2 separate regions of the Homo sapiens genome follow, and region 2 is linked to region 1. A link is an interaction called in ENCODE POLR2A ChIA-PET data of the cell type or tissue named here. Cell type or tissue: IMR-90. All regions are shown on one strand. Each heading gives the region's core, and the rest is flanking DNA. Links, peaks and the distances in the headings are about the cores only.

Region 1 (15,827 bases), core at 4,686-8,685:
TGACGCTGAGTGAAAGAATGCTGGAAAAGCATCACAGGCCAGGGCAGCAAAGTCTTCAAGGTCATCCGTGCTCTGATGATGTCACGCTTCTTCCCTGTCTGGAAGACATTTCCCCAAGAGCATACCACCAACATCAGGGAAATGGAATCCAACTGGTCGCTGCAAAGTTTGCTGAGCACACAGTGATAAAGATGGCAAGAAGGTCCTGAGAGAAACGCAATATTTTTGTGCAGAATGGGATGTTCTGCCTTTGTCCCATGCTTTGAAATTTACCACATGAAAAATAAAATTAAATACTGATCATCATATACGTTTCTGTTATATTAGGATTAGAGACAAGTTCTGTTTAGAAATAACTCCAAGAACAGTTTTTATATTTTGTTTTCACATTGAAAAATCAGTCAGATTTGCTTTAGCTTCAAGGAACGTGTTTATGTAAAATTAAATGAGCGCTGGCAGTGAGCTAGCTGCAGATTTTTTTTTTCTAAATGGGATATAGGACAGAAAGATGCGTTCGCGGCCATGACCAGGCTCTGGGTACTTTACAAATGCCCAGTGGCTGGGCATGGAAGGAATACATTGCTGGGGGAAGTTAAAACCTAGGGCTTTCTCGCCTGTTGTCTTCCTGTTCCCGTAAGTCCAGCAATGGCTCAAACCAATAGTGTAGCCAAAAAACAAAAGGCCCTGATAAGGAAAGCCAGGGGTTGGGGGACACCTCAGAAAAACAGAGCAGGGGAGGTCAGAAGACCTTGGAGGCAGAAATTCTGTAGGATACTGACAAGAGGCCAAACTGGCAGCCAAGAGAGGTAGCTGAGGCTCTGAGAGACAAGGCAGATGGAGCCCCTGAGCCTGGGGGTCCCTGGCTCTTCTCTATTAAATATTCCTCCAAGAAAGCAACTGATAAAGGGAGGTCAGGAGTGGCCACAGAAAAGACAAAGGCTGGGCCTAAGACTGAAGTTCCTACAGGCAACATGGTGACTTCTGCCAACCCACTGGAATGTCTGGAAGAAATAAAGGCCCTAGTCAGGAATCAGGCATCTGATTGGAGATATGATCTGATATGCAGAAGCCAGAAGATACTGTCCCTGGCAGGGGAGAGTGGTGACCGCCCAATAGACGTCCCACACACTTCTTTTGGCCAACTGGTAAGGGAGAATGCTGTGGTTAACAGGAGGATCTCACCAACCCTGGGAGAGGGTCTGGGAAGCATGAACAGAACAGGTGGAGGTGAGTGGGTCCCACCAAAGATGGGCAGCAAAGGCCCTGGGGCTACCTCAGTGGGATCTGCCATTAAACATCTGTGGGACTCTTTCTGTATATCTTGAAGGTGGAAGCTAAGTCTCTGAACACCCACTGCGGACAGCAGTGAGAACCACCACCTGGGGTGAGCTACCTTCATCTCTAGTGGTGGCATAAAGTCTGAGGAAGATTGGAGACCCAGAAAGAAGGAAAGAGAAATTGGAGAAGAATTCCTCCTTCTGGTCCTAAAACTCTGAACTGGGAGAGAGACAGGCTATGGGAGAAGATTGAGATGGATTAGAGAATTCCTCTTAAGGACCTCTTCCCTAGCCCCAACCCCAAACATGGAAAGAAAGGAAGATCCTGAGTTCCTTCAAGGGAAATTCTAGGCACCTAGCTAGTTCTGAGAAGTAAATAAGCAACTTGAAAAGCAAGAAGGTAACAGTAGCTTAAAACAATAGCCAGGGAAGCTAGAATCACAGAATGTTTCGTTCCCCTACAAAAACTAAAGATAACATCTTACCATGTCTCTGAGTTGCTTCTCAGAAACTGGGACCCCCCACCACATGGATCTTCTTGCATGTAGACCTCAGATAAGGGGGAATTGGGGACTGAACTCAGCACTGTTCTTTGTTCTAAATTTCTTTCTGAGAGGCCTGGAGGAAGTCATAACCAACCAGAGTAACATTCTTTTGCACTGACCCCAAATTTTTAAACAAAACTTCTCTTCTTTAACCAATTACAGAAAATCTTTGAATCTAACTATGACCTGTGAGCCCCCTGCTTCAACATATCCCACCCTTTTCGGCCAAAATCAATATGCGGGTGTTCAGAGACTTAGCTAAATCAGTATTGATTTGTGGTTTTGTCTGTAACTTCTGCTTTCCTGAAATTTATGCCTGCCTTTAAAAATCTTTACCTACAAGCCATATGGGGAAGGCTGGGACTTAAGCATTAGCTGCTCGATCCTCCTTGCCTGGCACCCTGCAAATAAATACCTTCCTTTTTCCTGCTATGAACCTTGGTGTGGGTATCTGGTCTTACTGTGCTGAGCCAATGGACCCCAGTTTGGTTCTATAACAAGATAATGGTTATTTTCACACTTACACAGTAGAGAGCCTCACTGCCTTAGGAGCAGATACTCCTGAGGCAAGGCAGATCCCAAAGATGCTAGGATGAACTAGCTGAGTTTGTCTAGGATATGCCACATACATGGCACCCAGAGAATCCTACCTTGTCCTATAAGATGCATAAAGATGGGCTCAAATACCAATTCAAAGACCTGTGGACAAGAAAAATCACCCCTACAATATCCACAAATTCTAAAAAGACTTGCTTGTTGTCAGCCTTGGCTTTTGAGTTCCTGCTTCCACTGAATTAGTTCAGTTTCTGACTCAGCTCTTCAGTCTGTAGATGTTGTCTTTGTTTTACATCAAAGTGACCCACATGTGGGACTTGGCCTATACACTTGACTTCCACTAAAAAAGCCACTCGTACTCAATGTGAATGCCTGTAAAGCAGACTGTCCTGAAGGGGTTAGGAAGCTGTGGAGATAGTTACATCAGAACAGAGCAAATGACTTTGGAATCTGAAGCAGACCTCCTTGTTCTTAGCAGTTTTTTGGCCTCTCAACCACGTGGCTTGCCATCTTTCTTCTTTCTCCATCACCCTCCCAATAAATCTTTTCTGTTCAAGTTCCATTGAATTCTAATTCAGAAAAGTTTAATTATCTTCTAATGAGCTTGTCTTCAGCTAAGTCATGATTCAGGGTCTCACCTTCTAACCCCAGATGTTTATCAGGGTCTTTTCTTTAACAAAGACAGTCCTCTCTGAGAAGAGGGTTATAATTTTTTTCACTCCATTAAGCCTGAATGAAGGTTGACTACAGAAGAGAAAGGATGCTGCTTTTCTTTGCTGACCTGGGAGAAGATAGACTTTTTTAGCCCCTGTGAAATCTGTGAAGGTGGTTCAAGAAGCAAAGATTGAAGGATGAGGTCTTCACCCTTCCTCTACCTGGAGAAGTTTTCCTTGTGCTGGTGAGAGAAGACATGTGCTTACTTTATCTTCTCCAAAGAGCAGGGAATGACTTTGAACTTGAGGTGGGTGCTTTTTCCAGAGCAGATGTTAATCAAAGCAGCCAACCCTAGTTCTGGAAGTCATCCTTGACAAGGCATTTCTTTTAGTAAAATTCAAACAAAATTTAAACCTTCACTAAGAAAAGGAAACGGAGTGGTTCAGAGTTATTGCTATGACTAGTGTCTTGCTAAGCTACCCTAGAAAAAGGGAAATGGACCACCTGTCCCCTCCATTCTTTGCCCACTCTAGGAAATACACAAAAGAATAGAAAGGACTTAACAGTTGTTTACTGGCCAGTCTCTGTACTGAATACTTTGGATATATGATCAATCTAATCTTCCGAGAGAAGAATCTTCAAAATTTCTCCAAGACATTTGTCCCCATTATATGTGTGAAAGGAAAATAAAAACTCAGGATCTCAATTCACTATGCCAAAGGAAAAAAAATTAAGCTAAAAGCTGAGTCATGCAAGAAGCTGCCTTTCTTTTTGTTTCTGAGCAGATAGCTGCAGATAAGAGGTTAAATATCTCCACAGGCAGTTAGTCTATGTTCACTTTATCTTATGAAAAGTGCCAATTTACTGAGCACAAGATGAATACATAATTGACTATTCCTCTACCTGCTCCTTTTCTCTTGCAATATAGGGATTACCATACCCTTCCTCTTTCCCCTCCAGTCCACTTTTTCCCTTTAAATATTGATGTCCTCAAAATCACCTTTGGAGAAAGGCACAGACCACAGACTATTTCTGTGGCTCTGTCTTTATTTATTCTGGGCATGTCCTTAACCTTGACAAAATAAACTTCTAAATTGATTGAGACCTGTCTCAGATATTTTTTGGCTTACAAATTGGCGGCTGACGGAAGGGACTCTGAGAGGAGGTGCCCCTGACCTTTGACAAATCTCTTACCAGTACTTGGTTCCAGCCTAGGTTATCTTTGTTGCTCAAAGATAAGACAATTTTCTGAGGTCTGGGAGCAACTCCCTCTGGAGAATCCCTGATCACCCCAAATTTGGTTGAGATCTAAGGTTTATTTTGAAGTACAACTCCTTTTCTGGAGTTTTACTCACTTCCAACAAAAAAGGCGAGTTTTCCTGTTTCCATGACAATGGATGGCAGGCAACTCCTTTCTGGAGTTTCAGCTTGTATCCAACAGGGAAGGTGAGTTTGAGTATTTTACTGCTTCTAAAATGGTAGAGAGGAGTATTGAGCCTGGGCGCCACTCCTAGGTAAGTAGCTGAATTGGAGTTTTGTCTTGAAAATCCTGCTTAATGACTAAGAGTTAAGATTGACAACCAGCTGATCTTAATTTCCTTTTAACACTAAAGTGCTCAGTAATCGCATTGGTTTTGTTGTTGTTGTTGTTGTTTTGTTGTTTCCTTATTATTTTAGTCTTTCTCACATTGGATTCGACCAACTCTACCTTATTTGGTCAAATCCAAATGAGAATTTCAAGTTATGGTGAACAATGTTTTTGAATTGGCTAAAACTCCTCACAGCTGCAAAAAAGAAGAAAGAATCATACGCTTGGTTTCGTTAGCAGCAGCAAATCTATATGAGTATGCAGCAACTTGATTCTTGCCTCCTCAGAGGAAAGAATTCGTCTGAGGGGCATAAGGCAGAATGAGAGACCACGGCAAGTTATAAAGCAAGAGTGAAAGTTTATTAAAAAGTATTAGAGCAGGAATGAAAGGAAGTAAAGTACGCTTGGAAGAGGGCCAAGAGGACAACTTGAGAGATCCAAATGTAAACTTGGGTTTTTTTATGTTGGCATGCTTCCGGGCTCTTGTGTCTCTTCTGCCCTGATTCTTCCTTTGGGATGGGACGTCCACATGTGCAGCGGCCTCCCAGAACTTGGGAGGGGCCCCAGCCACAGTGTGTTTGCTGAATTTTTGCGCATGCTCACTTGAGGCGTTGTTCTCTTACCAGTAGAGTGTTCCTAGAGGAAGGTCATATCCCAGCTAAACTGCCATTTTGCCTCTTAGCATGCGCATGCTTGACTCCACTCACCCAGCTCCTGAGATCTTATTGACAGCAGCTGATCACCAGCTTCAGGTGTTTTCTATCTATTGGGAGACCACCTTTCCCTGCTGCTGGCTTTGACCAATTGTTTTGGACAGACAGTTTAATAACTGCCTGACCATCACTTGACAGTCTCCTGGCAGTCCTGGTTGAGGGGTAGGGCACTGCCCTGCCTTGCTTATGTCTGCCTAACTACCTACTCAAACAGGTTCTCTGTTCACTTCCTTTCTTAAAAGATTGTTCTTTTGTTTACTTTTCTTCCATTCTATTCCTCCTTCCCCTTTTGCCATCTTTGGTACCAAGCAAATTCAAAACAAAACATAGAGAAGGCTTCTAATCAGACCCTTTAAAGAACTCAGAATAAAGGTGCCACTCACCCTTTTTCGGGGTGTCCTGCTTTCTTTGTGGAGTTTCAAAAGTCACGGGCAGATTTTTCTCAGGTCTAAAGCTCTGCTTTCTTGTATTGCATTACCTGATGTCTTTGTCTTTGGTGGGGGTACCAGAGATTACCTTGTACTGTGAGAGAATTTGGCCTTGGTGTGTGTAGTGGTGGCAGAGAACCACAATCTTAGGGATGGCTAAGGACAGTTTATAGGAAATGGTCATTACTACAGGGGGCTACTTATTTCTTTGTACATTTAAATTAAGAAAATTGTACAGGCTTTCTTGGCCCTATTCCTTAAAGGGATCTACCATAAAGCTAGTAATCTAATCAAGCTAAATTGAAAATAACACCTATCAAACTGAGTCACTTTAATAAAATTCTTTGCAAAGGAAATTTACATCTTTACAGGAAATCTCCACTTAGTAAGAGCTTCTGGGTCCCTACAATGGCTTGAAGTTCACATAAAAGACATTGCCTTTGTTTAGATCTAAGCGTGTGCCTTTGAGATGTACATTTTCTACACTGTTTCACCTAAGTCATGTCTTTGGGATGCAAATTTACAGTTGCCTCATTAACAATTGTTCAGGACATGGAACAGATAATCATGAGATTAACAGTCTAAAATAGAGAAAAGTTTTGAAAACAGGCAAATGAGAACTTTTAAATCTGTAAGATCTGCCTCTGTCTGGGTGTCTATTATGTCTATATGTTCCTATGTCTCATGTGGAAATAATATTTCACTATCAATTATGTGAAAGAGCTCTAATTAATTGGCTTAAAGAAAAGTCAGTGTTCATCAACTTAATAGAAGCTAGCTCAGAGGCTTTTCAGTTCACATGACTTTAGTAATCTTTGGTAAGATTAATTTGGTAAATTTTGTCTCAAAATCCTCTCCAATAATTTAAAATCTTAAAGGCATGTTAAGTTAAATTAAGTAATCCTAGGTTTTTTACTGGGAATTAGAGTTACTAAAAGTTAGATTAGTAGGATAGTATGATGTGTTTTTGGGGAAGTTTATAAAAACATGAGGATGTGGTTTTTGCTTAAGAAAATGTAAATTTTTTTCTAGTTCAGAGGACCTTTCTACTGATGTTGAGAGAAAAACCATGTTCGCATCCAACTGTTTTTTGGTAAACTGGTTAAGTTTGTATTGGTATCTCATGGCTAGAGTTCTGAAGTAAAAGCTATAGGATCTTTATTTGTATGAGTGTGTGTGGGCTTAGGTGTGTTTATGTATACCTACATGTGTATTGTTATGTTTATGGCCACAAGGTACCAAACTGGCTTAAAAATAAAGGAGAACTCACAAATTCAGTAAATAAGCCCAGTTGCTTTTCAAGTTAATGTGACTTAAGTAGAGTTTTAATAAATAAACTGGCTTTAAAATTATTGGTAAAATAAAATTAGAAATGTGTTCAGAATCGCCAACATACATTATTGTTTAGATTTATTGGTCAAGCAATTTTATATTTTTTTCTCTTAAATACTATAAGGTGTCAAGATTTGGCATGAGGGTTGTAAAGCTATAAATGTAGCCCAAAAGAGAATTATATTTGTGTAACTTTTCGATAAATAAAGCATTTAATATTGTTGGTTTAATGAAAATAGCTAAATCCTGAGTTATTGACCAAAAAAAACCCAAAACATTTATTTAACCTTAATATTCTTACTTAAGTAAACACCTGAAATTCACAGCCTATAAAAATTGTTAACAGGGAAATAACTCTAAATGATGACCATCACAGTTTTCATATGTAATCTAGATCAACTATTTAAACAAATTAAATAGGCAAATGTAATAGAATAAATGCTTGTAAATAAACTTGTCATATAATTTAGAACCTAAAGTTAAATTAAATAATATATATTAATTAAATACCTGGGTCATTTCCAATTTTTTAAATAAAAATTATAGAAAATCATTTTTCTAAAAAACAATGTGTTCTTATTAAAAGGAAACAATTTTTGTCTAACTCAAAAGTTATTTAAAGGTTGTTTATAAAACAAGCTAAAGGGAACCAGTAAATAAGAGAGATGTAAAGAAAGTTATACATATAAAGAGGTATTTGGGGTAAGAAAGATTAAAAGGAAAATCATTTTATATGAGAAAGGATCTTGTATGGTAAATTTTTTGACCTAAAATAAAATAACTGGTTATTTAAGAAAGAGTGATATTTAGGATAAGACAGGACATCTAAGCATGTCATAAATGTTTGTGCAAGTTGGAATAAGGGTTGTGAAAAGAGAATTTATTAAAAAGAACTTTATGTGATCAAATTGGCTATAATTAAAAGGAAATTATAATATTCTTTGGTATTTAACAATACACTAACAAATTAAAGAGTTGGTTGGAACAACAAATTTATCTGAAGGTATTGATTTAATCTTAATAAAATTATAAGAGCTTTTAACTTTTTTAACCCAAAAGTTCAACTTTTATTGCATGTCATTATTTTCAGTTTTCTCTTCCCTTTGAGAAGGCCTGAGACAATAATGTTCTCCTTCAACTTTTTCGTCAGCTCTTGTAATTTTTTTCCTCAGGTTCTAACTTCCATTGTGTCCTGATACTAAAAATGTTTTATCTAAATGGTCTAAAGGAAATATTTTCTTCCAATATAACATTCTGTGCTCTTGGCTTTAAATTCTTCTATGAAATTGAAAACTTTCACTTATGACCCAGGACCTACTCTTCCTATGTCTAACTAATGCAAGTCCTAGGAAAACCAAGATTTAAAAACATTAAGGTTATTATATCCATGTAACTCTCTGTGTTGCTTTTGAAGTCCTGTGCTGTTAAGTTACAGGGCTTTTACTTTTGGATCTAGAGAGGACTCCAGATCCTGTTAAATCTTAAACACTGACAGCAGTTAAAGCCTTATTTGCCAACCCAGGAGAAGACGACTATCAAAATAAACTGTTCATGAGACACAGAGCCAGAAATTAAAACTATTTAACCCTTCTAGGCCCTGGGACTACCACAGAAGAGACAGGCACATGAGATTGTAGGGCTGATTTTGAGAAATAAAATTAGTTTAAAGTTTCTCTATGAATTAAACATTAATATCAACGTTACATGGATGCAAGGCCAGCATCTGGGCCCCTGTGTCAGATTAACAAGATTTTCTTGGAGTATTAACTAACACTTTAATTTAAAAAATTGTAAAATATTATAAAAAAGTTTATAGAAATTATATGTTATAGTCAAGTGATTAAAATTTAATAGATTTGTTTATAAGATTTGTGAGACATTTAATTGGCCTCATGCTGTCTTTGTCAGGGCTTATTGTTTGGGGAAGTAAGTCTCCTCTCTCAAAGAATAAAGGTTTTTGCCTTTTTTTGAAATCTTCGAGTTATCACTTTGGCTAAATGAATGACTGTCTTTATAATGACCTGCGATCCTATTTTGTGATATCAAGTGTTTTAAACTTTAGATATTTGACAAACTTTCCAAAATCATATTCTAAATTCAGTCCTTTTGACCTCATTAATGTTTTGATATTAGGTCTCATGAAGTCCAAAAGAAATGTATTTGGTTTATTTGGTACAATAAAATAATAAAGGAAGCATTGTCAAATACAAAATGGTATTTAATCTTCTTTGGATAATATTTACATAAATGTGCTATTAGTGTTTGTTCCAAAATTATATGAGAATCCTGTGATTCTGATATGTCTTAGTATATGTTATCAGTAGTAGTAATTATGACGATTATGTAAAACTTTGTATGCCACAGAAGTAAACAATTTTTTTGTCAATTGTGTCTTTAACCATGACTGGTCTAAGATCTTTGTCATCTGTGATTTACTTTGATCCTTTTTTTTTTTTTTTTTTTTTCCCGAGACGGAGTTCACTCTTGTTGCCCAGGCTGGAGTGCAATGGCACGATCTCGGCTCACCGCAACCTCCGCCTCCCGGGTTCAAGTGCTTCTCCTGCCTCAGCCTCCCGAGTAGCTGGGATTACAGGCATGCACCACCATGCCTGGCTAATTTTGTATTTTTAGTAGAGACAGGGTTTCTCCATATTGGTCAGGCTGGTCTCGAACTCCCAACCTCAGGTGATCCACCCGCCTCGGCCTCCCGAAGTGCTGGGATTACAGGTGTGAGCCACCACGCCTGGCCTACTTTGATCCTTTTATAGGGCCGTTTATAATCAGCTATAGAACTCTGAGGAGTACTCTTAAATATAGGTTTCTGGTAAATTGAGAGATTGTGCCATTGGAATAGAGAAAAACTTCCAGGACTCTCAGGGAGGTCTGATGTATTCATGAGGATTGTTGATCCAATATCGAGCAGAACAGGAGTTAATTGAATGGACTGAACTAACTGAAGATTGAAATAATCTTTTATGACTTTTTGTTTAAAACATTTGCTGATTCTTTTTGTTTTGTTCTTCAAAGTCAAGAAAACTTTCTCTTCTTTTAAGCTATTTGCAGCTTTTAACAACTGAGTAAAGTATGCTCTTATGAGCAAAATTAAAAACATATCCTTTCCCTCAACCTAATTTCTCCAAAATTTGGAAACTATTTTTTGAGTATTCTTAATTTATGACAAAATAATTATTTGCATAAGTTCAATAAGGATCTGTTTTCTTTTATAAGAGGGCATAATTGGAGACACTGGTTGTTTTACCAAGGCCTTGACTGAAATGGCATTTTCAGATTGCCTTGAGAAAGGGAGGCTGACCTACAGAGCTGATAAAAGCCCCTTGAAAAACTGGCTTTATACATTGTTCTTTACAGGGTCCTGACCTGTGTTAAGTGAAGAATGTCACTTTCTGGCAGGCCTAGGAACCCCAAGTTTTCTTGGCACCTTAAAAAGAGAGAAATTCACCCAATTCACACAGGTATCTGCAGGCTGGGCTCAAGGCTTTTAAGAAGGTCTAATCTTAGACTCCTTATGAAAAAGGTTACAGCAAAGCCAATTTAAAAAAAAGAGAGACAGCCTATATGACAAGTGATTATTCTTGCTGCAATTTATGCAAATAATTAAGGCAAGTATAATAGAACTAAAACTTATTTTACAAATAAATTGGTCCTACTACGATTTTGTCTTTAATAAAATTGGGGAATTGGAGAGAGAAAAGTTATGTTTCCAAATAAACTGTGTACACCTGTTATTAGATTCTAACCTTGCCTAAGGCTTTTTAATTTTTATTGTTTTCTACAATTTGGACTGAATTCTAAAATTTTTTCTGGCTACAAGTCTCCAAAATAATGTTTTCAATTTGTTTCCTTCTTTTCCTTTTTTCCCCATTTTTCCTGATTTGAAAATCACGAAAAACTAAACTGTGCTTTTTTAAATGCCATACAAACTGAAGCTAGACAACTTAAACTTTGGAAGAAAATAATAGCATCCTGTTTATATAGATAAAACACTTTCATACCTGCCTACTGATGTATGGACTTCAGAGTAATATGGCCTATATCAGGTTTCCAGGATTGTTCTCCTTTTTTGTTTGTTTGTTGTTTTCTTTCTCTCTTCCCTCTCCTATGTTTTTTTTTTCCTTTGTGGGATGTAAGGCTTCACAACTTACTAAAGGTGAGCTTGCCTAACAACTTGGGACCTATCCGTCTAGGAATAAACTGTCCTTGCCATCAGACATCAGATAAAACCCAATACCAGAGACTCACTTTCTTCTAAAATGCTTTCTCTGAAAGCTTTTAAAAAGAAAAGGGTGGAGAAATGTGAAAGGAAAATAAAAATTCGAGACCTCAATTCAGTATGCCAAAGGAAAAAAATTAAGCTGAAAGCTGAGTTATGCAAGAAGCTGACTTTCCTTTTGTTCCTAAGCAGATATCTACAGATAAGAGGTTAAATATCTCCACAGAGTTATTCTATGTTAGCCTTGTCTTATGCAAAGTGCCAATTTACTGAGCACAAAACAAATACATAATTGACTATTCCCCTATCTGTTCCTTTTCTCTTGAATTACCATACCCTCCCTTGGATTACCATACCCTCCCTCTTTCCCCTCCAGCCCACTTTTCCCCTTTAAATATTGAAGCCCTCAAAATCATCTTTGGAGAAAGGCACAGGCCTTTCTCCTCTTTCTGTGACTCTGTCTTTATTTCTTCTGCAAATGTCCTTAACCTTGACAAAATAAATTGATTGAGATCTGTCTCACTTTTTTGTTTACATAAGGATAAAGAAACTGGGACTTGGAGAGGCAAATGGACATTTGCAAAATCTTAAAGCCAGTGAAAGGTAGAGGCTGACTTAAAGTCAGTTCACCCTACTCCAAATCCCAGTGGTTTTCTACTGTTATGCAAATCCCCTCCTCTCACATGGCCCCAGCATTCCATAGTGGCTGCATGTACAAGTGAGACTAGCAGAGGAAAATGCCACAGGACTGAAGGATGCAGAAAGGAACAATGACACTGAGATCTGGGGAGGGGCTCTGTAACTACAGTCTTTGTGTCTTTAGGTCTTAGTTTTCCTTTGGTTCTTGGGAAAGCACCTTTGGAAAAACTCTAATCTGTCTCAGCTGAACAATGGGCAAAGATACTTTGTTCCTGTCTTGTCCTGCCCCTGTTCCTTTTCCTTTAACATCCCATAAAGTCACAAGTGGGAGCAGAGCTGGAAGAACTCAGGGAATGATGGCCCTCACCCTAAGTACACCTTCAAGCCAGGCACTATGCTAGAATTTATAACCTCATTTACTCCTCCTAGCAACATTCTGAGGTATTGTTGATTGGCCTTATTTTCTAGGTAAAGAGGTTAAGAAAAATGAACAACTCAATGATTAAACATATAGCTAGTCTATACTCTCTCTTATCTCTGAACACTTTTCATCTGGAGCTATTAATGCCCTCTAGCCTTTATTATAATTATCACATATAATTATGCCTTTTCTCCTCAAAATTATCTGTTGGAGTCATCTTATAGTAGAGTCTTTACAGAACACAAAGCATTCAATCACTTTATTTCAGACACCAACCTTGTTTTTGATGAACATATGTTAGTCTTAAGCCATCTAAAGTAATGCTAATGTGGGATCTTATGGAAGACTACTGGTAATACAGGAAAAAAAGTGGCAAAGAAATCTGACACGTTTGGCAATTATTCCTGAGGCTCTGACCTCTCAATTGTTGAGTGTTGGAGGTCACAGTAAACAAACCATATAAAGATCATGTTGAAAGTCAACATTATTAATATACCATACTTGAAGGATATGTGGTTATTGTCTCACGTGTCCATGTGAAGAGACCACCAAACAGGCTTTTCTTTTTTAATTTTATTTTATTATTATTATACTTTAAGTTTTAGGGTACATGTGCACAACATGCAGGTTTGTTACATATGTATACATGTGCCATGTTAGTGTGCTGCACCCATTAACTCGTCATTTAGCATTAGGTACATCTCCTAATGCTATCCCTCCCCCCTCCCCCCACCCCACAACAGTCCCCGGTGTGTGATGTTCCCCTTCCTGTGTCCATGTGTTCTTATTGTTCAATTCCCACCTATGAGCGAGAACAAGCGGTGTTTGGGTTTTTGTCCTTGAGATAGTTTGCTGAGAATGATGGTTTCCAGCTTCATCCATGTCCCTACAAAGGACATGAACTCATCAATTTTTGTGGCTGCATAGAAACAGGCTTTGTGTGAGCAAAAATGCTGTTTATTTCACCTGGGTGCAGGCAGGCTGAGTCCGAAAAGAGAGTCAGCAAAGGGTGGTGGGATTATCATCGGTTCTTATAGGTTTTGGGATAGGCGGTGGAGTTAGGAGCAATGTTTTGGGGTCAGGGCGTGGATCTCACAAAGTACATTCTCAAGGGTGGGGAGAATTACAAAGAACCTTCTTAAGGGTGGGGAGAATTGCAAAGAACCTTCTTAAGGGTGGGGAGAATTGCAAAGAACCTTCTTAAGGGTGGGGGAGATTACAAAGTACATTGATCAGTTAGGGTGGGGCAGAAACAAATCACAATGGTGGAATGTCATCAGTTAAGGCTATTTTCACTTCTTTTGTGGATCTTCAGTTGCTTCAGGCCATCTGGATGTATACATGCAGGTCATTGGGGATATGATGACTTAGCTTGGGCTCAGAGGCGTGACAGTTATCTTATGAGATCACAAATAGGGAAAAAACTATCATGGCATGAGGTATAATTTTCAATGACAACATCATATTTAGATTCAAGAAGTGCTGAATCTCAAGCAATCCAGATGAATATGAAGATGCTGTGCTCTGAAAAATGGGCTTGAAGACTGGCCATAGGGAATGTCAAAACACTGATATCAAAAGTGCACTGGAAGAATTTGATTAAAAGTATTGCATTGTGAGTGGGTAAAGGCAGTATTTCTGCATTATAAACATGATGTGATTTTTTTTTTTTTTTTTTTTTTTTTTTTTGGGACGGAGTCTCACTATCTCACCCAGACTGGAGTGCAGTGGCACCGTGTCAACTCACTGCAACCTCCATCTCCTGGGTTCAAGCAATTCTTCTGCCTCAGCCTCCTGAGTAGCTGGGATTACAGGTCCCCACCACCATGTCTGGCTAATTTTTAAAAAAATATTTTTAGTAGAGACGGGGTTTCACCATGTTGGCCAGGCTGGTCTTGACCTCCTGACCTCAGGTGACCTGCCCTCTTTGGCCTCCCAAAGTTCTGGGATTACAGGCGTGAGCCACTGTGCCTGGCTGTGATTTTTAAATATATAATGAAAACTCAACATTTTAATCAAGATTTACAAATTAATGAATAGCATGTGATTTTACCTATAAGTAATTAAAATAACACATTATTATGCACAGACATTTGTCTATTTAATTAACATCCTGATATATTTTAATATCAACAAATATAAAAGTAAAAACCTTTTCTTAAGAGTTCATTTAGCAAATGAGGATGCTGTAATATTTGGAGTCACTCACATGTGGTACTGAGTTTTATATCGACTATTCCACTCTCATGGAAGTGATGACTATGTGTTCACTCACACATAGTTCAGACTAGCATACAGTCTGTCCTCAGTCAACGTGTGTTGAGTGTTGCTGTCATTTCAGAGATAAAGAAATACAGACTCCAATGAGTTAGGAGACTTGGCCAAAGCACACAGCAAATAATGAGTAGAGTTGGTTCTGTGACAGTTTTCTGACCTCCTGGCCAGAGTATAAGCCACTACAACCAGCTAGAGCACAAGGAATCATTTCCTCCTACCCCGCTGGGAGGATAGCCTCATCACAGGGCAAAGACTACAAAGCTTGTAAGCCATGAATGATATCTAGAGATATGTGTTATGTCTGGATCTGGCCACTGCTTAGGACAACTTCGTGCATGTAAGTTTGGCCTTTTGCTAATTTGTTATCAGTTCATGATAGCTGGCAAGCAAAATTGGCAATATTTGATCACTTGGCTTAGTAATACTATTTTCTTTCCATTTCAAATATTATCTCTTTTTGTCTCACATTCTTTTCAACACTTGATAGCAGCAGCTCACGCTGCTGATGCAACACAGGTGAAGAGCACCTTCCCCTCCCCCACCTGTGGGCTGATTCCCACCACGTGGATCCCAAGGCCATCCCAGGAACTCTTTGGAGGGGAGAAGCCCAGTGGAAACTGTCAGGCCTCTGAGCACAAGCCAAGCCATCGCATCCCCTGTGACTTGCACGTATATGCCCAGATGGCCTGAAGTAACTGAAGAATCACAAAAGAAGTGAAAAGGCCCTGCCCCACCTTAACTGATGACATTCCACCATTGTGATTTGTTCCTGCCCCACCTTCACTGAGTGATTAACCCTGTGAATTTCCTTCTCCTGGCTCAGAAGCTCCCCCACTGAGCACCTTGTGACCCCCGCCCCTGCCCACCAGAGAACAACCCCCTTTGACTGTAATTTTCCATTACCTTCCCAAATCCTATAAAACGGCCCCACCCCTATCTCCCTTCGCTGACTCTCTTTTCGGACTCAGCCCGCCTGCACCCAGGTGAAATAAACAGCCATGTTGCTCACACAAAGCCTGTTTGGTGGTCTCTTCACACGGACGCGCATGAAAGAAACTTTTTCAGATGTGTGGTGATGTAAGAAATACTAGGAAAAGGGTTTTGGTAGAACAGGCATAGCAACAAGGTTATTAATGTTGCAAATTGGCATACATTTTAATCAATGAC
Region 2 (15,827 bases), core at 6,388-10,387, 90 kb before region 1:
TTCTAGGGTACATGTACACAATGCGCAGGCTTGTTACATAGGTATACATGTGCCATGTTGGTTTGCTGCACCCATTAACTCGTCATTTACATTAGGTATTTCTCCTAATGCTATCCCTCCCCCTACTCCCCACCCCATGACAGGCCCCTGTGTGTGATGTTCCCCACCCTGTGTCCAAGTGTTCTCATTGTTCAATTCCCACCTATGAGTGAGAACACACGGTGTTTGGTTTTCTGTCCTTGTGATAGTTTGCTCAGAATGATGGTTTCCACCTTCATCCATGTCCCTGCAAAGGACATGAACTCATCCTTTTTTATGGCTGCATAGTATTCCATGGTGTATATATGCCACATTTTCTTAACCCAGTCCATCATTGATGGACATTTGGGTTGGTTCCAAAGTTTTTGCTATTGTGAATACTGCCACAATAAACATACGTGTGCATGTGTCTTTAGAGTAGCATGATTTATAATCCTTTGGGTATATACCCAGTAATGAGATCGCTGTGTCAAATGGTATTTCTAGTTCTAGATCCTTGAGGAATCGCCACACTGTCTTCCACAATGGTTGAACTAGTTTACACTCCCACCAACAGTGTAAAAGCATTCCAATTTCTCCACATCTTCTCTAGCATCTGTTGTTTCCTGACTTTTTAATGACCGCCATTCTAACTGGTGTGAAATGGTATCTCATTGTGGTTTTGATTTGCATTTCTCTGATGAGCATTTCTTCATGTGTCTGTTGGCTGCATATACATGTCTTCTTTTGAGAAGTGTCTGTTCATATCCTTTGCCCAATTTTGATGGGGTTGGTTTTTTCTTGTAAATTTATTTAAGTTCTTTGTAGATTCTGGATATTAGCCCTTTATCAGATGGATAGATTGCAAAAATTTTCTCCCATTCTATAGGTTGCCTATTTACTCTGACGGTAGTTTCTTTTGCTGTGCAGAAGCTCTTTAGTTTGATTAGATCCCATTTGTCAATTTTGGCTTTTGTTGCCATTGCTTTTGGTGTTTTAGTCATGAAGTCCTTGTTCATGCCTATGTCCTGAATGGTATTGCTTAGGTTTTCTTCTAGGGTTTTTATGGTTTTAGTCTAACATTTAAGTCTTTAATCCATCTTGAATTAATTTTTGTATAAGATGTAAGGAAGGGATCCAGTTTCAGCTCTCTACATATGGCTAGTCAGTTTTCCCAGCATTTATTAAACAGAGAATCCTTTCCCCATTTCTTGTTTTTGTCAGGTTTGTCAAAGATCAGATGGTTGTAAATGTGTGGTGTTATTTCTAAGGCCTCTGTTCTGTTCCATTGGTCTATATCTTTCTTTTGGTGACAGTACCATCCTGTTTTGGTTACTGTAGACTTGTGGTATAGTTTGAAGTCAGGTAGCGTGATGTCTCCAGCTTTGTTCTTTTTGCTTAGGATTGTCTTGACAATGTGGGCTCTTTTTTGGTTCCATATGAACTTTAAAGTAGTTTTTTCCAATTCTGTGAAGAAAGTCATTGGTAGCTTGATGGGGATGGCATTGAATCTATAAATTACCTTGGGCAGTATGGCCATTTTCACGATATTGATTCTTCCTATCCATGAGTATGGAATGTTCTTCCATTTGTTTGTGTCCTCTTTTATTTTGTTGAGCAGTGGTTTGTAGTTCTCCTTTAAGAGGTCCTTCACATCCATTGTAAGTTGGATTCCTAGGTATTTTATTCTCTTTGTAGCAATTGTGAATGGGAGTTCACTCATGATTTGGCTCTCTGTTCGTCTGTTATTGGTGTATAGGAGTGCTTGTGATTTTTGCATGTTGATTTTGTATCCTGAGATTTTGCTGAAGTTGCTTATCAGCTTAAGGAGATATACAGATGAGATGATAGGGTTTTCTAAATATACAATCATGTTATCTGCAAACAGGGACAATTTGACTTCCTCTTTTCCTAATTGAATACCCTTTATTTCTTTCTCCTTCCTGATTGCCCTGGTCAGAACTTCCAACACTATGTTGAATAGGAGTGGTGAGAGAGGGCATCCCTGTCTTGTGCCAGTTTTCAAAGGGAATGCTTCCAGTTTTTGCCCATTCTTTATGATATTGGCTGTGGGTTTGTCATAAATAGCTCTTATTATTTTGAGATACGTTCCATCAATACCTAGTTTATTCAGAGTTTTTAGCATGAGGTGCTGTTGAATTTTGTCAAAGGCCTTTTCTGCATCTATTGAGATTATCATGTGGTTTTTCTTGTTGGTTCTGTTTATGTGATGGATTACCTTTATTTGCGTATGTTGAACCAGCCTTGCAACCCAGGGATGAAGCCGACTTGATCGTGGTGGATAAGATTTTTGATGTGCTGCTGGATTTGGTTTGCCAGTATTTTATTGAGGATTTTCACATTGATGTTCATCAGGGGTATTGGTCTAAAATTCTCTTTTTTTGTTGTGTCTCTGCCAGGCTTTGGTGTCAGGATGGTACTGGCCTCAAGAAATGAGTTAGGGAGGATTCCCTCTTTTTCTGTTGATTGGAATAGTTTCAAAAGGAATGGTACCATCTCCTCTTTGTACCTCTGGTAGAATTTGGCTATGAATCCATCTGTTCCTGGACTTTTTTTGATTCGTACGCTATTAATTATTGCCTCAATTTCAGAGCCTGTTTTTGGTTTATTCAAGGATTCAACTTCCTCCTGATTTAATCTTGGGAGGGTGTATGTGTCCAGGAATTTATCCATTTCTTTAGATTTTTTAGTTTATTTGCATAGAGGTGTTTATAGTATTCTCTGATGGCAGTTTGTATTTCTGTGGGATCGTTGGTGATATCACCTTTATCATTTTTTATTGTGTCTATTTGATTCTTCTCTCTTTTCTTATTAGTCTTGCTAGCAGTCTATCAATTTTGTTGATCTTTTCAAAAAATCAGCTCCTGGATTCATTGATTTTTTGAAGCTTTTTTTTGTGTCTCTATCTCCTTCAATTCTGCTCTGATCTTAGTTATTTCTTGCCTTCTGCTAGCTTTTGAATGTGTTTGCTCTTGCTTCTCTAGTTCTTTTAATTGTGATGTTAGGGTGTCAATTTTATATCTTTCCTGCTTTCTCTTGTGGGCATTCAGTGCTATAAATTTCCCTCTACACCCTGCTTTAAATGTGTCCCAGAGATTCTGGTATATTGTGTCTTTGTTCTCATTGGTTTCACAGAACATCTTTATTTCTGCCTTCATTTTGTTATTTACCCAATAGTCATTCAGGAACAGGTTGTTCAGTTTCCATGTAGTTGTGCGGTTTTGAGTGAGTTTCTTAATTCTTAGTTCTAATTTGATTGCATTGTGGTTTGAGAGACAGTTTGTTGTGATTTCTATTCTTTTACATTTGCTGAAGAGTGCTTTACTTCCAACTATGTGGTCAGTTTTGGAATAAGTGTGATGTGGTGCTGAGAAGAATGTATACTTTGTTGACTTGGGGTGAAGAGTTCTGTAGATGTCTATTAGGTCTGCTTGGTGCAGAGCTGAGTTCAAGTCTTGGATATCCTTGTTAACCTTCTGTCTTGTTGATCTGTATAATATTGACAGTGGGCTGTTAAAGTCTCCCATTATTATTGTGTGGGAGTCTAAGTCTCTTTGTAGGTCTCTAAGGACTTGCTTTATGAATCTGTGTGCTCCTGTATTGGATGCATATATATTTAGGATAGCTAGCTCTTCTTGTTGAATTGATCCCTTTCCCATTATGTAATGGCCTTCCTTGTCTCTTTTGATCTTTGTTGGTTTAAAGTCTGTTTTAACAGAGACTAGGATTGCAACCCCTGCCTTTTTTTGTTTTCCATTTGCTTGGTAGATCTTCCTCCATCCCTTTATTTTGAGCCTATGTGTGTCTCTGCACGTGAGATGGGTTTCCTGAATACAGCACACTGATGGGTCTTGACTTGACTCTTTATCCAATTTGCCAGTCTGTGTCTTTTAATTGGAGCATTTAGCCCATTTACATTTAAAGTTAATATTGTTATGTGTGAATTTGATGCTATCATTATGATGTTAGCTGGTTATTTTGCCCATTAGTTGATGCAGTTTCTTCCTAGCATCAATGGTCTTTACAATTTGGCATGTTTTTGCAGTGGCTGGTACCAGTTGTTCCTTTCCATGTTTAGTGCTTCCTTCAGGAGCTCTTGTAAGGCAGGCCTGATGGTGACAAAATCTCTCAGTGTTTGCTTGTCTGTAAAGGATTTTATTTCTCCTTCACTTATGAAGATTAGTTTGGCTGGATATGAAATTCTGGGTTGAAAATTCTTTTCTTTAAAAATGTTGAATATTGGCCCCCACTCTCTTCTGGCTTGTAGAGTTTCTGCCGAGAAATCCGCTGTTAGTCTGATGGGCTTCTCTTTGTGGGTAACCCGACCTTTCTCTCTGGCTGCCCTTAACATTTTTTCCTTCATTTCAACCTTGGTGAATCTGACAATTATGTGTCTTGGGGTTGCTCTTCTTGAGTATCTTTGTGGTGTTCTCTGTATTTCCTGAATTTGAATATTGGCCTGCCTTGCTAGGTTGGAGAAGTTCTCCTGGATAATATCCTGAAGAGTGTTTTCTAACTTAGTTCCATTCTCCCTGTCACTTTCAGATACACCAATCAAACGTAGAGTTGGTCTTTTCACATAGTCCCATATTTCTTGGAGGCTTTGTTTGTTTCTTTTCACCCTTTTTTCTCTAATCTTGTCTTCTCTCTCTATTTCATTAATTTGATCTTCAATCACTGATATCCTTTCTTCCACTTAAACAAATTGGCTACTGAAGCTTGTGTATGCTTACCAAAACAAAATTAATACATCTGTCATTACCTATGCTGTACATTGAATCCACAGAACTTACCTGTTCTCTTATAACTGAAAATGTGTGCTCTTTGACCAATGTCTTCTCATTTGCCCTGCTCCTTGTCCCCCACCCCTGGCAATTACCATTTTGTTCTCTGTTGCTATGAATTAGGCTTTTTTTTTTTTGGAGACACTTTTAAGCAGCAAAATCACCAAGAAAAAGCACAGAAATATGAAAAAGCTTGCACTAAATAGACTGTGAAAAGGATCCCAGTTTACAGTATGACAGCTGAAACAAGAAGGCAGAGAATTTTCTTGTTTAAGATCAACTAGGAAGGAGTGTGATGGGTAACTGAAATTTTTTGCTGCTTGGTGTGTGTTTGCTAATGACCTTGAAAGGACCACAAGTATAGATTTTGGGATTGCAAATACATTTTAGAGAGTAGGAAAGTTTGCAATATGTAAACAATATGTGAATGAGTCTCTACTGTATCTAATTTGCTTTAAACTGAATGCAAAGGGCCAAAGAACAAGGCTTTTAGAGATTTTTCTCTGTATGTCCATGTGCAAGAGGCCATCAATTCTATATATTTTAACTTTATTTTTATTTTATTTTATTTTTTTGAGACAGAATCTCGCTGTGTAGCCTAGGCAGGAGTGCAGTGGCATGATCTTGACTCACTGCAACCTCTGCCTCCTGGGTTCAAGTGATCCTCGTGCCTCAGCCTCCTGAGTAGCTGGGACTACTGGTGTGCATGCCTGGCTAAATTTTGTATTTTTAGTAGAGATGGGGTTTTGCCGTGTTGCCCAGGCTGGTCTTAAACTCCTGAGCTCAAGTGATCTGCCAGCTCCAACCTCCCAAAGTGCTGGGATTACAGGCGTGAGCCACTCCATGCAGCTGGGTATATTTTAACTTTAAAGATGTCATCAATGCTTTGGAGCTAAATCCTTTACACAAGTGAACTCTGAAGTTGTGATTGGTTTTGATCTTATTAGTTTGACATGAGATTTTATTACTTTGAAAACAGCTTAATATTTCTGAGGCTATCCTCTTTGGTCTGCATCTTCTTTTTATATTCTTATAAATTAGATTCTGTGAGCAGGTTTTTCTCTTTTGTTTTGTGTATGGAGATTGAGACAAAGTAGCACTGAGATGCCTGTGCAAGGTGACCACTTCTCTCCACGGAGATGCTGTGAACTTCCTTTGAAAGAAAACAGACTAGGTTCGGTTTTGGTTTTGAAGGAGGAAAATATCTTGACCTTGTGGTTTTAAAAATCAATTTCCTAAATAGTTAAATTTAAGGAAAAAATTTTAAAAATAAAATAAAATGAACAGAAATGTGAGCCCCAGGGTCCTTTAAAAATGCCTTTATAATTTTCCATGGAACATATTTTTGTTGTTGTTTATTACTCCTCTTTTCAGGCACCCTCATACTATTTGGTCTGTAGTTTCTAAAGGAGTCGTTTAGTTCATTGAAGAGTAACCCAGCTGCCCCCTCAAACGCCATTGCCCTTCTTGGAACTGCGGAATCCCTCTGGGGGAGGCTTGTGAGATGCGTAGGCTCAAGGAACCCTCCAGGGAATGGCTCCGTCCAGCCTGTTGGACGTTGCTAAGCGAGTCCAAGATAAACAGAGAGCCACTGGGAGACAGAGCAGGGCCAATCTTACCATTAGGCTGATCAGCTTTCCTCTGCCTGTTGTCCTTCCCTAAACCGTTGAGTCTTCCTGCCAAGACAATGTCCCAGCTTGTGCAGATGCAAACAAGGCAGAAAGCCTTGTTTGTTTTGTCTGGAAGTTAACCTTGAACTCTCAAAGGAGCACTTAATGTCATATGGAAGCAACACTCTCCAAAGACAGCAGCCCCACTTTTCTGGGGACCAGACTGCCATTAACCTCAGCCTCCCCAACCACAGATGATTTCAGAAAAGGTCTTTGAGGAAAAGACTGGTGACAAAGCCCGGTTACTTTTCTCAGGCCAGCAGACCCAGGCAAATTAAAGAGGGAGTCTCTGGGGCTTATGGACACTGCTTGGGATACTAGTTTTGAAGGAGCACTAAAACCACACTGGAATAAACTGGAAACGCAGTGTCAGTTAACTCAGGTTTCTGCCTAGAGCTGTTCCTGTGCAAGTAAGCAGTTCCTTTAAGTTCCTGGTGTCAGGGTTCTCATGGAAGCATTCCTATTTGTGACATTTCCAAACAAATAATGGGGCACAACTGCAGGCAGAGCCTCAGCCCCGAGACCTGCATCCACACCGGAGACTAGAGTCACATTGTGGTTTGCTGACAGGTGACACCAAATAATGCATGGTGCCATGCTGCTTCTTGGGAAGGAGGGGTTTCCTTTCCCTTTCGTTATCTAAATAATTAGCTCTTTAACATGCCTTAATATACATAGAATGGTTTAGAAAATTGCCCATAATAAGTGTATACAACTATTCTCTCATTTTGAATATAAAGAAAAAGCATGATTTTTACTCATAGAAGTTTCTCACTCCCACTAGTATTGAACAAATATGCTTTAAAGAAGAGCTGCATTATTATTATTATTATTATTATTATTTTTTTTTTTTTTTTTTTTTTTGAGACAGAGTCTCGCTCTGTCGCCCAGGCTGGAGTGCAGTGGCATGATCTCGGCTCACTGCAAGCTCCACCTCCCGGGTTCACGCCATTCTCCTGCCTCAGCCTCCTGAGTAGCTGGGACTACAGGCGCCTGCCACCGTACCTGGCTAATTTTTTTGTATTTTTAGTAGAGACAGGGTTTCACTGTGTTAGCCAGGATGGTCTCGATCTCCTGACCTTGTGATCCGCCCGTCTTGGCCTCCCAAAGTGCTGGGATTACAGGTGTGAACCACCGTGCCCGGCCAAAGAGCTGCATTATTAATTGTCTTAGGGAGCCCCTGTGTCTCTTTTTGACCTTGCAGAGAGAGACCTGGACTTAACCAGTTTGACTTGCTTGGGAAAGGGCCTCCTTCCCCATCCTCAACGGATAGGGATGGACCATTGGAGAGGAGCACAGGGCCTATAAAAGCCAAGGGTTCTAGCGGAGTGCTTTCCAGCTTTCAAGCGAGGATGATCAACTCTCAGCTTTTCCTGGTGTTTCATGGTGCTAAAGCCTGCAAAGTCCTGGGACCAGCTGGTCATTGTACCTCAGGCTCATTGTACCTAGGGAGGCAGCAGAGTGGAGGGCTTACCTGTGTGGGCTTGGGGGCCCAACGGCCTCGGTTAGGGCCTGTCTCCATTATTTAATTTGCAACCTTGGGCAAGTAACTTAACCTCACTGCTTTTTGGTTTTCTCATCTGGAAACTGATGGGAAAAATAACACCTACCTTTTAGGGATATTGCGAAGCAAAAATGAAACAATATATGCAGAGTAACTCTTAGTGTGCTGGGTACATAGAAAGTGCTCATAAATGTTGGCTATTATTATTGTGGTAATTTTTATTTGAGGGCACAATGATTTTTACCTCTCCAGTAGTAGGATGGGCAATCCTGTGCGAAAGACAGCAATTAATATATCTGATGTCAGCCTGGATCTATCAAGAAGAGGTCTTAAGGAGGTGGGGAATTGTGGGATTGTATTCCTTTTGGAATATGTTTTATCAAAATAGATTTTACTTTTAAAAATTTGAGTGTCTGTAGGGGCAGGTCTTGATGATCTGGAAAGTCTAGGCGGACAGAATTCTTGGAAAAGGGAGGCAAAGCTCTGTATGCATGCTTAGGGATCTGCAGGCTTTGCAAGTGCCCTTGCTGGGGGACCAGACACCGGAGGAGCCTGTGGTTTATCAGTCCCTCCTGGAGGCCCAGTATCAGGCTGCGGGCAGTCGGTTGGTGTGTGCTGTAGAAAATCTCCCCAGCTCCAGCACTGGATCTCCAGGCACATGTGTTTTAGATCAGTGGTAATGGAGTGTGCTTTTGAAGTTCGGATTTCCTGTTATTTGGCCTGCAAAATTTTGCTGAGTCATTTGACCTCATGGATCTTCTGAAATAGTAGTCACATGACCAGAGTAAACCGTGTAGACCCACAGCTTGCCTGCAGATACGTATGTTTTTTCAAACTTGATTCAACCAGTATTCACAGATCACACACTGCCTGCCATACATTACATTAGGGACCTGGAGCTTACTGGGCGGTATAGGGCCCAGCTTTGTCCACAGAGAGCTTGCTTTCTAGTGAAGAGGACAGGCCCATATCTAAGGACTGCATGTCTGACCTTAAAAATTTTGGTTAACTCTTTTTTTTTTTTTTTTTTTTTTTGAGACAGAGTATCACTCTGTCACCCAGGCTGGAGTGCAATGGCGCGATCTCGGCTCACTGCAACCTCCACCTCCCAGGTACAAGTGATTCTCCTGCTTCAGCCTCCTGAGTAGCTGGGATTACAGGTGCATGCTACCACGCCTGGCTAATTTTTGTGTTTTTAGTAGAGACAGGGTTTCACCATGTTGGTCAGGCTGGTCTCAAACTCCTGACCTTGTGATCCACCTGCCTCAGACTTCCAAAGTGCTGGGATTACAGGCATGAGCCACCACGCCCAGCCAAAATTCCAATTAACTCTTAAAAGAAGTATACACTGTGTGACCAAGGAAGCACAGAGTGATTCATTCTGAGAGGGGAGAATCACAAAGCAAGGAACATAGAGCCACGCTTTGGAAGAGAAGTAGAATAATGAAAGTCAGCAGAGGGCAAATGGAAACAGAGCACCGTGTGCAGATTCACTGTGTCTTGTCTGTCAATCAGCATGCTTGATTGGACCATAGGAAGCACAAAGGTAGTGTAGTGGGAGATTAATTGGACCAGCTGATGCAGAATGTGGGGTGAATGCAAGACTACAGAGCTGAGACTTTATTTTATATGCAAGAGGGAAGGGTTTTGAGCAAGGGAATGTTATAATCATGACTAGGCATTAGAAAAACGCATTGGTGAAGGAGGGCATCTTTGTCAGCAGTTCTATGTGGGATGCAGGAAGACAGGAGAGAGCAGAGGTGTTAGTTATAAAACACAGGCAAGAGTTCATGAGCGCTTGAACTTTGGAAGTGACAGAGAGAACGGAGGGGAGGGCAGAGAAGTGACTAAAGACATTTGGGAGGAGGAAAGAGAAGGTTTATCAACATCCTGTTTTAATGTGGAAATCAAGCAGGATGCAAGCAGCAGGGAATGGAAGAGCAAACTGGATTCCAGTCTGGGTCATGCCAAAAAGACGATGAAGGGTGAAGGCCAAGAATGGGGTTATTTAGCCTAGGAAACAAAGGGTTAAACAGCACCTTAATGATAGCTTGTATGTATGTGAGAGACCAATAACAACTGTTTTCTGATTTTCTCTAGATTTCTGATTTTTTCTGATTTTAACTGGAGTTAAGGTCTGTAGAATTTAGATAAAATATAAGAAAACAATTCCAAATGGGGAAATTTTGAGACATTTTATCTTCAGGATGGGTTTCGTTTCTAAGTGTAAATATTTGCCTCAATGTCTCAAGATAGGAAGAGATGCCTCCTTTCCTCCCTCTTACTGGAAATCCAGCTCAGCTCATCCTCCGTCAGTGGTTTCCACTCTGACAAGAAAAGACAGCATTGCTGTTACTTTAAGGAAAAACAGAAGCAGTTGATGTGGATTTGCCATTGGAAATGGCTGTACTAAATTCACAAAGGAATTCTGAATAATTAAAATAAGCATAAATATAAAATAAGAATACTGAAAATAGTAGGTATAAGTTGGTTTGTGGTCGTGTAAGTATTAAAATTAAATCTCTTCAGGTGGCTTATAACAGAATGCCACTTCAAAAGAGCTTTGGCAGAAAAGAAAGGATGTTTGGAAGGGATTAGGGGAATCTCAGGCCACCCAAGGCAGAGGGTGACTGAGGTGTGTCCGGAGTCCTGAGAGTGTTGTTTGTTTCCTGCTCTGCTTCTCCCTGAGTTGGCTGCCTTCTCTCCCTGCATGCTGACCTTCACCAGGTCAGCCACCCGACAGTGCCTGAATGGCCTGTGTGCAGGGCAAGGGGCCAAGAGACAGCCAGATCATGGCTCTACCCCAATTCCAAATTCTGGGGAAGAGACTCTGGCCCAGCTCAGAGAACAAGATCTTATAGCTCAAGCATAGGTGCTGAAAGGAGCATGCTGCTGTGGACAGAGCAGGCAGTTCTCAGAGGAGGGTATTATGGGCTGGGCAGCCACTTCATAAAGGCACTTACTGCAAGCTCTTAAAAAACTGACAGACTTTGTCCACAAAGAGCTTGCTTTCTAGTGACTAGGACAGGCCCATATTTAAGGACTACATGTCTGACCTTAAAAAATTCAATTAACTCTTAAAAGAAATGTACACTATGCGACCAAGGAAGCACGGAGTGATTCATTCTGAGAGGGGAGAATCACAAAGGAAGGAACATAGAGCCAGGCTTTGGAAGAGAAGTAGAATAATGAAACAGAGGGCAAATGGAAACAGAGCACCGTGTGCAGGTTCACTGTGTCCTGTCTGTCAATCAGCATGTTTGATTGGACCAAAGCTCTCATCTGTTCTAAGTATACGGCAGAATATTTGAAATGTAGAGCATAAAGAACTTCTAGCACAAAATAATTTAGAAAAGTCACCATCCTGGCTGGGTGCTGTGGCTCACTCATGTAATCTCAGCAGTGTGGGAGGCTAAGGCGGGTGGATCACAAGGTCAGGAGATCGAGACTATCCTGGCTAACACCGTGAAACCCCGTCTGTATTAAAAATACAAAAAATTAGCCGAGCATGGTAACGTGTGCCTGTAGTCCCAGCTACTTGGAGGCTGAGGCAGGAGAGTTGCTTGAACCCAGGAGGCGGAGGTTGCAGTGAGCTGAGGTCGTGCCACTGCACTCCAGCCTGGGCGACAGAGCAAGACTCATACTGCCCAAGGTAATTTATAGATTCAATGCCATCCCCATCAAGCTACCAATGACTTTCTTCACAGAATTGCAAAAAACTACTTTAAAGTTCATATGGAACCAAAAAAGAGCCCGCATTGCCAAGTCAATCCTAAGCCAAAAGAACAAAGCTGGAGGCATCACGCTACCTGACTTCAAATTATACTACAAGGCTACAGTCACCAAAACAGCATGGTACTGGTACCAAAACAGAGATATAGACCAATGGAACAGAAGAGAGCCCTCAGAAATAATGCCGCATATCTACAACCATCTGATCTTTGACAAACCTGACAAAAACAAGAAATGGGGAAATGATTCCCTATTTAATAAATGGTGCTGGGAAAACTGGCTAGCCATATGTAGAGAACTGAAACTGGATCCCTTCCTTACATCTTATACAAAAATTAATTCAAGATGGATTAAAGACTTAAATGTTAGACTAAAACCATAAAAACCCTAGAAGAAAACCTAGGCTATACCATTCAGGACATAGGCATGGGCAAGGACTTCACATCTAAAACACAAAAAGCAATGGCAACAAAAGCCAAAATTGACAAATGGGATCTAATGAAACTAAAGAGCTTCTGCACAGCAAAAGAAACTACCATCAGAGTGAACAGGCAACCTTCAGAATGGGAGAAAATTTTTGCAATCTACTCATCTGACAAAGGGCTAATATCCAGAATCTACAATGAACTCAAACAAATTTACAAGAAAAAAACAAACAACCCCATCAAAAAGTGGGCAAAGGATATGAACAGACACTCCTCAACAGAAGACATTTATGCAGCCAAAAGACACATGAAAAAATGCTCATCATCACTGGTCATCAGAGAAATGCAAATCAAAACCACAATGAGATACCATCTCATACCAGTTAGAATGGCGGTCATTAAAAAGTCAGGAAACAACAGGTGCTGGCGAGGATGTAGAGAAATAGGAACACTTTTACACCGTTGGTGGGACTGTAAACTAGTTCAACCATTGTGGAAGACAGTGTGGCGATTCCTCAAGGATCTAGAACTAGAAATACCATTTGACCCCAGCCATCCCATTACTGGGTATATACCCAGAGAATTTTAAATCATGCTGCCGTAAAGACACATGCACATGTATGTTTATTGCGGCACTATTCTCAATAGCAAAGACTTGGAACCAACCCAAATGTCAATCAATGATAGACTGGATTAAGAAAATGTGGCACATATACACCATGGAATATTATGCAGCCATAAAAAAGGATGAGTTCATGTCCTCTGTAGAGACATGGATTAAGCTGGAAACCATCATTCTGAGCAAACTATCGCGAGGACAGAAAACCAAATACTGCATGTTCTCACTCATAGATGGGAATTGAACAATGAGAACACTTGGACAGAGGGCGGGGAACATCACACATGGGAGCCTGTCATGGGGTGGGGAGAGGGGGGAAGGATAGCATTAGGAGATATACCTAATGTAAATGACGAGTTAATGGGTGCAGCAAACCAACATGGCACATGTATACCTATGTAACAAACCTGCACGTTGTGCACATGTGCCCTAGAACTTAAAAGTATAATAATAAAAAAAAAGAAAATGAATGTGAACTTATTCTTTGAGGAGAGCCATGCCCTAAAAGATGAAAAGCAGCTATTCATCACAATGCAAGACTTCAGAAAATAGTTAATGATCATGAAAGTTGGCCTGTTCTTATGGACTACGTGTGTGCAATTGCCCACAATCTACCCTTGTAATATATTTTTAATATGCTGAATTTTCTTTTTAGTTTTTTAGTTTTTTTCTTACTTTTCCCCCACTATTTTAAAGTATCAGCATTATTTTTTACAATTTGCTATGCTAAGTATTTCTCTTTGCATCATTTCTAATACTAGAGGTATAAACCATGTAAAGACTTTTGGAGAGTTTTGATTTGTTTTATGCATTTTTTTTGCAAATTTGACTTCCCAAAAGTGCATTATCACAACACTGATTGTGTGTAACCATTGTGCTTGTATGTAAAAACACCAAAGCTTTCTCAATAAGTGAAGATATTTCCTCTTCATACAACTGCATTTGTGAAAGGTAAAATTTTTTGAGATCTAGGCTCTTTGCACGACTGCATATGCAGTGGTGACCCATTGCAGTTTTTGATTCATCTTATCAAACGACATAGGTCATCTGTCACAGTATTTCAGATAACTGAAATTATAAACATGGGTGCACACAATTACCAACCATAGTGATCTACATTTATACATTTTGCTTTTGACCTATTTCTTTGTGAATACAGTTCATCTGCTTATAACTGTTATATCTGTGCAACTGTTGTTAGTATATCTAGTGTTTATGCTTGAAAAACATATAGTTATTATTGCCTATTTCATTTTGTAAAGTGGCCTATGAAGTGTTCTGGTATATTTCTCAAACAAAGACCCTTTTAAAACATAAATATTATTAAAGAATTTTTAAAAATTATTTTTTCCAGAATTACATTTTCAGGATTTTGATTTTTTGGCATTTCAGCATTTGGAATTATGCTCCTGATTTATGCTCCTGAATTATGCTCCTGAATCATGCTCCTGATTTCAGGTGATCTGCTCACCTGGGCCTCCCAAAGTGCTGGGATTACAGGTGTGAGCCACCATGCCCGGGCCTTCTTTTCTTTTCCTTTCCTTCCTTCTTTCTTTCTTTTTTTTTTCTTTTCCTTTCCTTCCTTCTTTCTTTCTTTTTTTCTTTCTTTTCTTTTCCTTTCCTTCTTTCTTTCTTTTCCTTTCTTTCTTTCTCTTTCTTTCTTTCTTCCTTCCTTCCTTCCTTTCTCTTTCTTTCTTTCTCTTTCTTTCTTTCTTTCTTTCTTTCTTTCTTTCTTTCTTTCTTTCTTTCTTTCTTTCTTTTTCTTTTTCTTTTCTTTTCCTTTCCTTCCCTTCCCTTCCTTCTTTCTTTCTTTCTTTTCTTTTTTTTTTTTGAGACAGGGTCTCACTGTGCTACCCAGGCTGAAGTGCAGTGGCATGATCATAGCTCACTGCAGTCTTGAACTCCTGGGCCCTCCTGCTTCACCTCTCAAGTAGCTGGGACTATAGGTGCATGCCACTGTACCTGACTAATTTTGTTTGTTTTTTTGTTTGTTTTGCAGTTTTTATAGAGAGAGGGTCTTGCTATGTTGATCAGGCTAGGCTCAAACTCCTGGCCTTAAGTTATCCTGCCTCCTCAGCCTCCCGAAGTGCTGGGGTTATAGGCATGAGCCATCATGCCTGACTGTTCTTTTCTAATATGAGCATTTAGTGCTATAAATTTACCTCTATGTACTGCTTGGTCTGCATCCCACAAATTTGGATATGTTGTATTTTCATTTTTATGTATTCTAAAATATACTGTATTTTCCCTTGAGATTTCTTTTTTGACCTAGAGATTATAAGTGTGAAATTTAGTTTCCAAATATTTGCAGTTTTTTCCAGATATATTTCTGTTACTGATTTCTATTTTAATTCCATTTTTGGTCAGAGAATATACTTTGTATGACCCAAATCCTTTTAAATGTATTCAGACTTGCTTAATAGCCCAGAATATGGTCTGTCTTTGAAAATGTTCTATATGCACTTGAAAAGAATTTGTATTATGTTGACCTTTTTGTTTGTTTGTTTTTTGGTGGAATGTTCTCTGAATGTCAATTAGATCAAGTTGGTTGATAGTGTTATTCGAGTTGTTATTTGTACTGATTTTCTTTCTGTGTCTATTAACTACTGAGAGGGAAGTGTTAAAATATTTTATTATAATCATGTATCTGTTAATTTATCCTTGCAATTTTTCCATATTTTGTTTCATGTATTTTGAAGGTTAGTTGTTACAAATATAAGCATTTATGATTCCTATCCTATGTCCTCTTGATAATTTAGCACCTTTATTTTTACTAAATGGGAAACAGCTTTATCCCTGGCTAAATACTTTTTGCTCTGAAATCTGCTTTTTCTGATATTAATATAGCCACTACAGCTTTCTTAAGATTACCGTTTATATCCTTTTGCTTTTCACTTATTTGTATCTTTTTACTTAAAGTGGGTTTCTTATTGGTAGTATTTATTTGGGTCTTGCTTTTCGCTTATTTTTAATCAAATCTGGACATCTCTTTCTTTTAATTGGGATGTTTAGACCATTTACATTTGATATGATTATTGAGATGCTTCAGTTTAA

The links. Peaks named below come from ENCODE experiments on the same cell type or tissue, not always from the same donor. Only the 100,000 strongest peaks of a DNase experiment are listed, where the experiment ranks them.
Region 2: POLR2A ChIA-PET joins it to region 1 with 15 read pairs; 1 of 35 experiments calls an interaction of 5 or more read pairs at or near these places.

What each region holds. Positions count from the first base shown.
Region 1 is chr1:94,657,376-94,673,202 of GRCh38, reverse strand. All of the region lies in intron 3 of SLC44A3-AS1 (SLC44A3 antisense RNA 1), which reads left to right. It also overlaps the pseudogene PGBD4P7. Among named protein-coding and RNA genes, the nearest start is that of MIR378G, 81 kb to the left of the region's middle. RefSeq lists enhancers at 4,267-5,024, 11,095-11,900, 13,378-13,896. In IMR-90, for the core only: no CTCF peak of the experiment used is centred there; no DNase peak of the experiment used is centred there; H3K27ac peaks cover 226 bases.
Region 2 is chr1:94,748,760-94,764,586 of GRCh38, reverse strand. The region is part of intron 1 of SLC44A3-AS1 (SLC44A3 antisense RNA 1); the gene reads left to right. Among named protein-coding and RNA genes, the nearest start is that of MIR378G, 11 kb to the right of the region's middle. RefSeq lists an enhancer at 6,300-6,594. In IMR-90, for the core only: no CTCF peak of the experiment used is centred there; a DNase peak (open chromatin) is centred at 8,726; H3K27ac peaks cover 1,999 bases.